2 separate regions of the Homo sapiens genome follow, and region 1 is linked to region 2. The links are chromatin contacts, found by Hi-C in ENCODE. All regions are on one chromosome and are shown on one strand. The core of a region is the stretch at or near the end of the contact, and the rest is flanking DNA. Distances in the headings are between cores, read along the strand shown. Region 1 holds the start of EML5 (EMAP like 5). Region 2 overlaps PTPN21 (protein tyrosine phosphatase non-receptor type 21).

Region 1 (3,969 bases), core at 790-3,289, 300 kb after region 2:
TACAGAGTCCCAGCTTGAGAAAAATGAAATGACTTATCAGTTACCTTTTCAAAGTAATACATTAAATACAATCTGAAAAAGCACTCTGGTGTCCAAAAAACAAAAACAAACAAAAAAAACCAACTGAATACAGAGCACCACCTCATTCCTTACTCTGCAATCTCAATTTTGTCTTTTCTTATCTTTACTCCATCTTGCCCTACCTCTGTTTGTCCTAGGCATCCTTTCCCTCTTACATATTATAGATGTACAGAGACGCAAAACAGAAGAACAACTTTATTTGTGGAATTTACATACCAGGGCTTCTTGCCTACAAGACTTCAAACCAAGGTACCGTATTTGAAATGCCCAATTTAAATCCTGTGCAACATACATGAGGGAATAACATTTTGTAACCAAACCCAAATCGTAGAATCTTTGATAAAACCCCAAGAGCACCACACAAACACATTCTCAATTGCTTTTAATATATTTTCCTCTGTAAAGGACAAAAAATGCTGTGCTTGAGGCAATAATCAGTGGCCTAGAATGATTTCTGAAGCTCTTGACTTTACCATAAAAGTTGTACTAAGACACTGATTGAAAATTACATTTCAAATATACCGCTCACTAAAGAAATGTCAACAAGCTCTGGGACCAACTTTGAGTTATTGTCCAAGGAAGACTAAAAATAGCCCCCCAATAGCGATTTAATTTTAAGAAAATACAAAAGTAGCTTATTTAGGAGTATTTTAATGAAGATGAAGAGAACTGGAAATCAGTGAAGTTTTCAGCAGCCTCTTCAGATAAGACCTACCTTAAATTGCCTTCAGGTGTGCACATTTTAACATCCAGTGAATTGCCTGGAGGTTGCCTGGGGTTTCTGCTGATTATAGCAGGCGGTGAAACCTGAACTAATAATTACGGCCAGGAGGTGAGAGCCCTTCAGGACGCCACCCTGGGCGCGCTCCCCGGGAGCAGCCCACCGCTTGCTGTGCTTCCATCAGTCCTTTATTAGGTAAAGGGTTTCCCCCCACCCCGGGTGCTTTAAGAATGCGTTTAATAAGAAATTTCTCACAGGATCTAACGGAATAAAGTGCCACCAAAATAACCTTTTCGCAGTTTTCGTAATTGTGATGGAGTGGGAAAGGGGACAAAGCCGTCAAACCGGGTGCCCGGTGGATCCGCGGACCTGATCTTCCTGCACGGACCCGAGAGAGAGTCCCTAGACGAGGAAGAGGGGAAAGGCATTTGTAGGGTGTTAACTGGTGGACTCGGGACCAGAGAGACAGCTGCGGATTCCCCTCGGGGTGATGCTCCGTGCAGGAGCGGTCACGGCGTCCAGAGGAACCCGCGGGTGCAAACTCCGGGAGCGGCTTGCAGGGTGACGGCGGCGGCCCCCGCTCCCCGGTACCTGATGATGTCGTCGCTGTGGCCCCGGTAGAACTTCTGCCTGTGCTCCCGCGGGCTGTACACCACGCCGACCCCCGCCACGAAGTATACGATCTCCTTGGCCGCAGTGTAGTAGAGGTTGTTGCGGCACTGGTGGCCCCGGTAGCCGTACACCCACTCGAGCCGCAGGTGGCAGCTCGGGGCGCTCCGGGCCGCCATGTCGGGGCGCCCACCCGCCGCTCCCGCTCGGGCCCGCGGCGGCGACGGGAGGCGGCGGCGGCCCGGCAACGAAAGCCCTCCCGCTGGCTGCCGGGACTTCCCGCCAGCCGCGTCCTCTAAGCCGCGCCCGTCAGGTGCATCTCGTTTCGGGGGCCGCCGCCGCCTCAGCCCACAGGCGGGAGGAAAACCCTCGCCTCGCGGAACATGCTGAGGGCCGCGAGCGCCGCCGGCTGTCAAGTGGATGCCCAGAGCCCTTCGCCCGCCTCGGCTCGCCTAGTCTCCTCAGCCCGTAGCGCCTGGGCCGAGAGCGAGGGCCCGCCTCCAGCTCCTCAGCCGCCGCCCGCGCACGCAGCTCCCAGCCCCGGTCACCTGCGGCGCTCGCGCCCCGCCGCGGCTTTGTAGCCACAGCCTGGCGGACCCGCGCCGCGCACCCCGAAACCGAGCGAGCCGAGCCGAGCCGAGCCGAGCGGCGGGCGCGCGGCCTTGCGTGGCCCCGCCCCCTCCCGCGCTCACTCCGCCCCTCCCGGAGCCGAGAAGAGGCTGGAGTTCGCGGGGCCACGGTCTAGTTGCGGAGTCGCTGGGACCGCGTCTCTGCAAGTGCGCGGGCCGGTGAGCCCTCCCTCGTTGAGCTGCTTAAGCCCAGGCGGACCCTCGGCGACCCCGGGCTCCCGCTGCTTTGCGTCCTCAACCGGGAAGCACCTGCCGGTTCCGCACGGTCCCTGCACCCAGCGTAGGCCACGTTTTTGCCTGGGAAAATCCACACCGGGATGCTAAATTCTCTTTTTTACGCTTGATACCTTGTGTGTCTTGCTGCCTTATAGTGCTTTCGGACCCAGACATTGGAATGATGCCGAGCTTCCTAAATGTGCTTTTAAATTATTATTTTTAGAAACAGAGCCTCGCTCTGTCGCCCAGGCTGGAGTGGAGTGGCGCAGTCTCAGCTCACTGTAGCCTCCAACTCCTGGGCTCCAGCGATCCTCCCGCCTCAGTCTCCGGAGTAGTAAGGAGTACAGTTGCGTACCACTATGCCCGGCAAATGTTTTGCTTTGTTTTTAAGTTTATTTTGTAGAGGCGGGGGTCTTGCTGTGTTGCCCAGGCTGGTCTCCACCTCCTGACCTTCAGCAGTTCTTCTGCCTCAGGCCTCCCAAAGCGCTGGGATTACAGGCCCAATCCACTGCTCCTGGTCCTAAGTGTATGTTTTCTTAAGTGACCGCAAAGCTGAAGGTAGACTTTAGATGGTAAACTGACATGTGAGATCTGATTTCCGAATAGCAAAAAAAAAAAAAATTGTACTTCGATTTTTTTAAAAATGACTGGGACATCACCAACAGTTACTCTTAATTAAATAAATTCAATTGTGATCCTGTAGAAAACTCCTGTAATAAAAGTATTGGGAACAATCAATTCCTGACTATGTCATTTCCCCTCCTACTCAGTTGTGTCCTCTTCTCACAGGAATATGAACAAGATTTATCAATACCTCTAAAAATAATTGGAAATCCACAATTTAAAAAGTGTTAAGTTCAGGATGGCCACAAGATTTACAACAAAAAAATACTAATTCAGGATATACCAATATGAACCCTTATTGTCTAAAAATTACTGTTTGATTTCCATAGGAAATACCAAGACAGAAATCTGACAAAAGCTAAAATAAACTACCATCGTTTCAAGAAATATGACTCCAAAAGGGGTTGACTCCTGTGTGGTACAGATATATTGGAATAGATGTTATCCAATGTCTACTTCCTCAAAGATGCCAGTTACTAACTTGAGACAGGATTACCGTTTCGTCTTTGATTATGACTTCTAATCTGCAAGCAGTTTACATGCAGGAAATAAAGGCCATCTGAAAGGAATTTACATAGATGTCATGAAAAGTAAACTCTGAAAGAGTTTCCATTCTGGGCAGAATCTGAAAAAGAGGAATAGCTTTCTGGCAGCTGCTGCAAATAAACAAAGAAATCAGGCCTGAGAAGTGGCTCTAAGGCCCATGTAGGGTACCCTGGGCAAAAGCACACACAGTTTCTCTTTGTCACCAGGAGGGCGTTTTCTGTTTTTTAATAAGAATATGTTCTAATTCACTAGTGAGTTCCTTGAAATCCCCTGGTGAGAAAAAGAAAAATTGTTGATTATTTAAATTCAAGCAGTGAACTTAGAAAACATTAAATATTTGTTGCTATACATTTGTGATATATTAATTACTGGTTACATGTAAATTTTATGAGACGAGATGGAAGAATATAGTTTTTTCTATGTTTCGGATTTTTCAGCACAATATCTTATGGATCCCATGATACACACTTAAGTACTCAGATTAATAAGAGATTTAAGTAATTTATTTTCCCATTATCATATTTTCCATTACGATTTTAATGA
Region 2 (4,013 bases), core at 1,381-3,880:
GGTTTTCTTTTTTTTTTTTTGGAGATGGAGTCTTGCTCTGTCGCCCAGGCTGAAATGCAGTGGTGCGATCCTGGCTCACTGCAACCTCCACCTCCCAGGCTCAAGGGATTCTCCTGCCTCAGCCTTCCGAGCAGCTGGGATTATAGGCGCCCGCCACCACGCCAGGCTAAGTTTTGCATTTTTAGTAGAGACGGGGTTTCACCTTGTTGGCCAGGCTAGTCTTGAACTCCTGGCCTCAGATAATCCACCTGCTTCAGCCTCTCAAAGTGCTGGGATTACAGGCATGAGCCACCGTGACCGGCCGACATGTGTGGTTTTCCAGGGTGACACTGACCTTTATCCATATAAGAACCTACTCAGAAAAAGCCGCTGCCTCTCCTCGGCTCCACCAGGGGTCCATGTCCCCATACCCAGAGGTCCCACTGTTTGGCCTTGTGGCTGCTCCTCCTCTCCCCTCCCACCTCTTCCTGCCCTGCTCCTTCACATGGATCCATGGGAACTACTGGGTCCTCTCTACACTTCTGGGGCTCAGGGGACTGGAATGGGATAGGGGCTGCTCCATCTTCTTCCAGACTTCCTATAGTCTCTTCAAGCCCTGCAGTAGGCCAAGAAGATGGGTAAACTCTTTCCCTTTCCAGGCAGGGCCTACTCTAGTCAGTCTCCTGATTACAAAAGTCTCCGGAACCAAGGTGGACACCGGCTGCTATGTTCACCAACACCCCTGAGCTGCAGGGAGCACTCACCAGCCATCTCACTGCGCTCAGCGAGTGGCCTGCTGCAGTCTGAAATACAAGTTTCCCTTCTGGAGAAAGTCTCTTGAACCCTCTATCACTTGGCTTTGCAGGTTGAAGGATACCATCCTCCCTTTTCCTCACAGAAAAGAGCAGGGGAGCCACCTACACCAAGGGGCCTCTCATGACTCCCCAACTCTCTCGGCATTTTCCTTATATAAATCAGGGAGGGTGCTTACAGCATGACCAGTTCTGGGGCTTAGAGTGAGAGACAGTGGGTTTGAAGCAGATTTCTGATCTAACAGGTTGACATTATTATGTCATTTAATTCCCAATTCAACCATAAAGGAATATTAAGTATAAAAGTCTCAATATCCTCACTTTATAATTTTAAAAGACAGATTGTTATCCATCTAACATTTTTAAGGTTTGGATAACGATCATTCTGTTATCTAATGCACTTTGTTAGGGGGTGGAGGGAGAAGGCTGTTGGATTATGCCATTGTATAAATACTAAAATATAGTTATCTGGGTCAAGATTAGATGAGTCACATAAGGCCATCCCAAGCAGCAATAAACTACAATAGATCAGGACTGGGGGTAAAGGGGACACCCTGGGATTACAGTTCCCCTTTCTGTGCAAGTCGAGTCTATCTCCTGGGCCACCAGTCACCCCAGCCCAAAGCAGATGTCCAGAAGCCACCGTCCAGTTCCAGGCCAGGGGCAGTTTTGTTAAATGCCTATCACGCTTTAGTTTACCCATCTGGCCCATGACAACAAGTCTACCAATACTTCAGAATCATAATATTGGAACATGACTAAACAGTCTATATTGAGAGCCTTTAAAACATGGCCATAACAATTAAAGTTCTTTTCATTTTATTATCAAGCAAAATTTTAAAAGCTAATATTAAAAGCTTCATTTACTTTATGTGGGAAACAAACGCTCACAATGAAATATATTAGTTCCCTACAGAATGAATCATAAGTAATTACATAGGAATAGCTCATGGAAATCGACTGCCACAATCTATTGGATATATAGAGATTGAAAGCAAACTTTGGAAAACAGCCCTTTAAACATAACTATTCCATTTTAAAAAGATTCAGGTGTTCCTTATTTAGGTATAGCATATGCAACTGATGACATTAATGTAGTTTTGTTCACACTTGCCAATAAATAGCAATATTCCAAAAACTAGAGCTGAATTTCTAAGACTCATTCACCATAATCAATCATTTGTTGCTTTTCCCTCTTCCCTCTTTTACTTATTACAAGTTGTTAATTTGCAAAAAAAAAAACACAAAACAAAACAAACAAACAAACAAAAAACAGGCACTAACCACCAACCAATATGGATGCCTCATGGAAAGGGATTATGTTTTATGGTTTATTCAAAATGTAGACTCTCCACTATTTTCCAGAGAAGAAACAAACTGAGGTAATAATGGCTCAATATTATGAACACTCTTAACTTATTAAAGTCTTTAAAATGAAAATGCTGTGGTCCAACAGACTGCATTATCTACTGCTTGAATCTTAGAACTTACTTCTGCATAGAAATCATGCCACATATGGCTGGATAACCAGGCCAGCCCCAGGGAACCCCAAAGGCAAGTAGCACTACTGAATATCACCACCAGGGGGAACACTTTCATATGCAAATACACCCAGGCCCCTAGCAGAAACCGCTTCCCATATTTACAAAGAAAGCAGGTTCCTCCTCCCTGTCAGTGCTTACGAAAATCCCATCACCAGACCAGCGATGGGGACTCGGATGCAAACATGGTGCAGGGGAAGGCAGAGAAGAGACAGGGACTGGGCCATACATGCAAACCACTGGCCAGCTCCCCGTCCGGGTGGGCATCCCCGCATGTTATCTTTACACTGCTGCTCCTGCCCAGAGTTTCTCTCACACCCTGCAAGACAGAAGGCACTTCCACAGCCTTTCTCCTTCCTTCCTGGTGCTAAGGGACAAAATGCCCTTGTTAGACTTTGCCTCCACCCCATGCCTCATTTACAATCTGTAATAAAAGGAAGAGACAAAGGAGCAAAAGTGCTCTTCTCCCCTGTGACTCCCATCACTGCCACACTCCGGCTCCCATTGTTCACTAAGCCCTTATGCACCGGGCACCTTGCCAGACAGGGGACACGAAGATGAGGAAGAGGAGACCCTGCCCTCATGGAGCTTCATCAAACAAGAGAGACAGATCAAATGAAAATGATCTGTCAGTTGATATCTGTCAATATGAAAAAAGCAGGCAGGAACTACTCTAACAGGCTAGCACAGCGGCTAAGAGCACAGGCTCGAGTCTTGCTGCTCCACTTACTAGTTGTGTGGCAGGGCAAGACATTTCACTTCTGTAAGTCTCCATACCTTCATCAATAATGGGATAGTAATAATTGTGCCCAACAGGGTTACTGTAAGGATTAAAGAAAATAAAAGCTCTCAGTATAATGCTTGACACAGAGCAAGCATTTACTAAATTATTGTTATGAATTATTCAGGTCATTGTTATAAAAGAGGTAGAAAAAACAACTTTCAGAGTGGTGTCAAGGACTAAGCAAACTGAATGTTTGGTGGTGTCTATGGGGGCTGTATTTTAAACTCAATCTTGAAGAATGACTAAGAGTCTGTCAGAGAAGGGAAGGAAGGGCATTTTAGCAAAGGCCTGGGCTGGGGGCATTCACATGATAAGGAAAGATGCCTTCCTGGAGTCAGACTCCAAGGCCAACTGGGCTGGGGCAGCTAAGTCCAGAGAAGGACCTCAGGAGTCTGCCCTTAATCCTGTACCCAGGACGGGGCGGGTGAGAGGCACATGCTCAGATTTGTTCCTGACATGTAACTTCAAGAGCAGTGCTACATATTTTGCTTATCTATCCAGAAGACTGACTGCATACAGATGAGATAGGGCGTGGGGGGCCAAGTGGGAGGGAGCTCCAGGAGGTGCCTCCAGACATGGACCAGGGACAAGAGGACAGCTTAAAGAAAGGTTGTGGGAATTGAGTGCAACATTTCGGGTCTCAGCTTAGATGTCACTTGGCTGGGTAGCCTTTCCTATCTTGGCAGTTCTGGGTGACGTACCATTTTCCTAAGGGATCTTACAGCACCAAGACATCTTGAATCAGAGCTCTTAACACCTGTATCTATAGATTAGCTGAACAAATTCATTAAGGCCGACAGTGAGCCAGGCCCTTGCTTGGCATGGGGAATATAGCACTGAAGGCAGGGAAGAGTGTCTGTCCTCAAGCACTGCTCTAGAGCTAACCTGCTGGCAGGG

Evidence for each region. A loop is a pair of places that touch in the nucleus more often than their neighbours do. Pooled maps may share reads with other maps.
Region 1: a loop to region 2 is called in a map of naive thymus-derived CD4-positive, alpha-beta T cell, with 10 times the contacts of the local background. The contact joins the promoter of EML5 here to the enhancer-like site in region 2. A Hi-C loop is called at or near these places in 1 of 168 maps with a recorded cell type or tissue (naive thymus-derived CD4-positive, alpha-beta T cell), 7 of 37 single-sample maps with no recorded cell type and 11 of 50 pooled maps.

The regions. Positions count from the first base shown.
Region 1 is chr14:88,790,914-88,794,882 of GRCh38, forward strand. EML5 (EMAP like 5) reads right to left here and starts at 2,040. Exons shown (of 44, transcript NM_183387.3): 1 at 1,394-2,040. The coding sequence starts at 1,590. RefSeq lists silencers at 1,551-1,630, 1,821-2,180.
Region 2 is chr14:88,490,006-88,494,018 of GRCh38, forward strand. The region is part of intron 10 of PTPN21 (protein tyrosine phosphatase non-receptor type 21); the gene reads right to left. Among named protein-coding and RNA genes, the nearest start is that of PTPN21, 63 kb to the right of the region's middle. RefSeq lists an enhancer at 2,438-2,627. Within about 2 kb of position 2,631, at least 5 of the 41 ENCODE cell types and tissues checked have a DNase peak (open chromatin) inside an H3K27ac peak, as active enhancers do.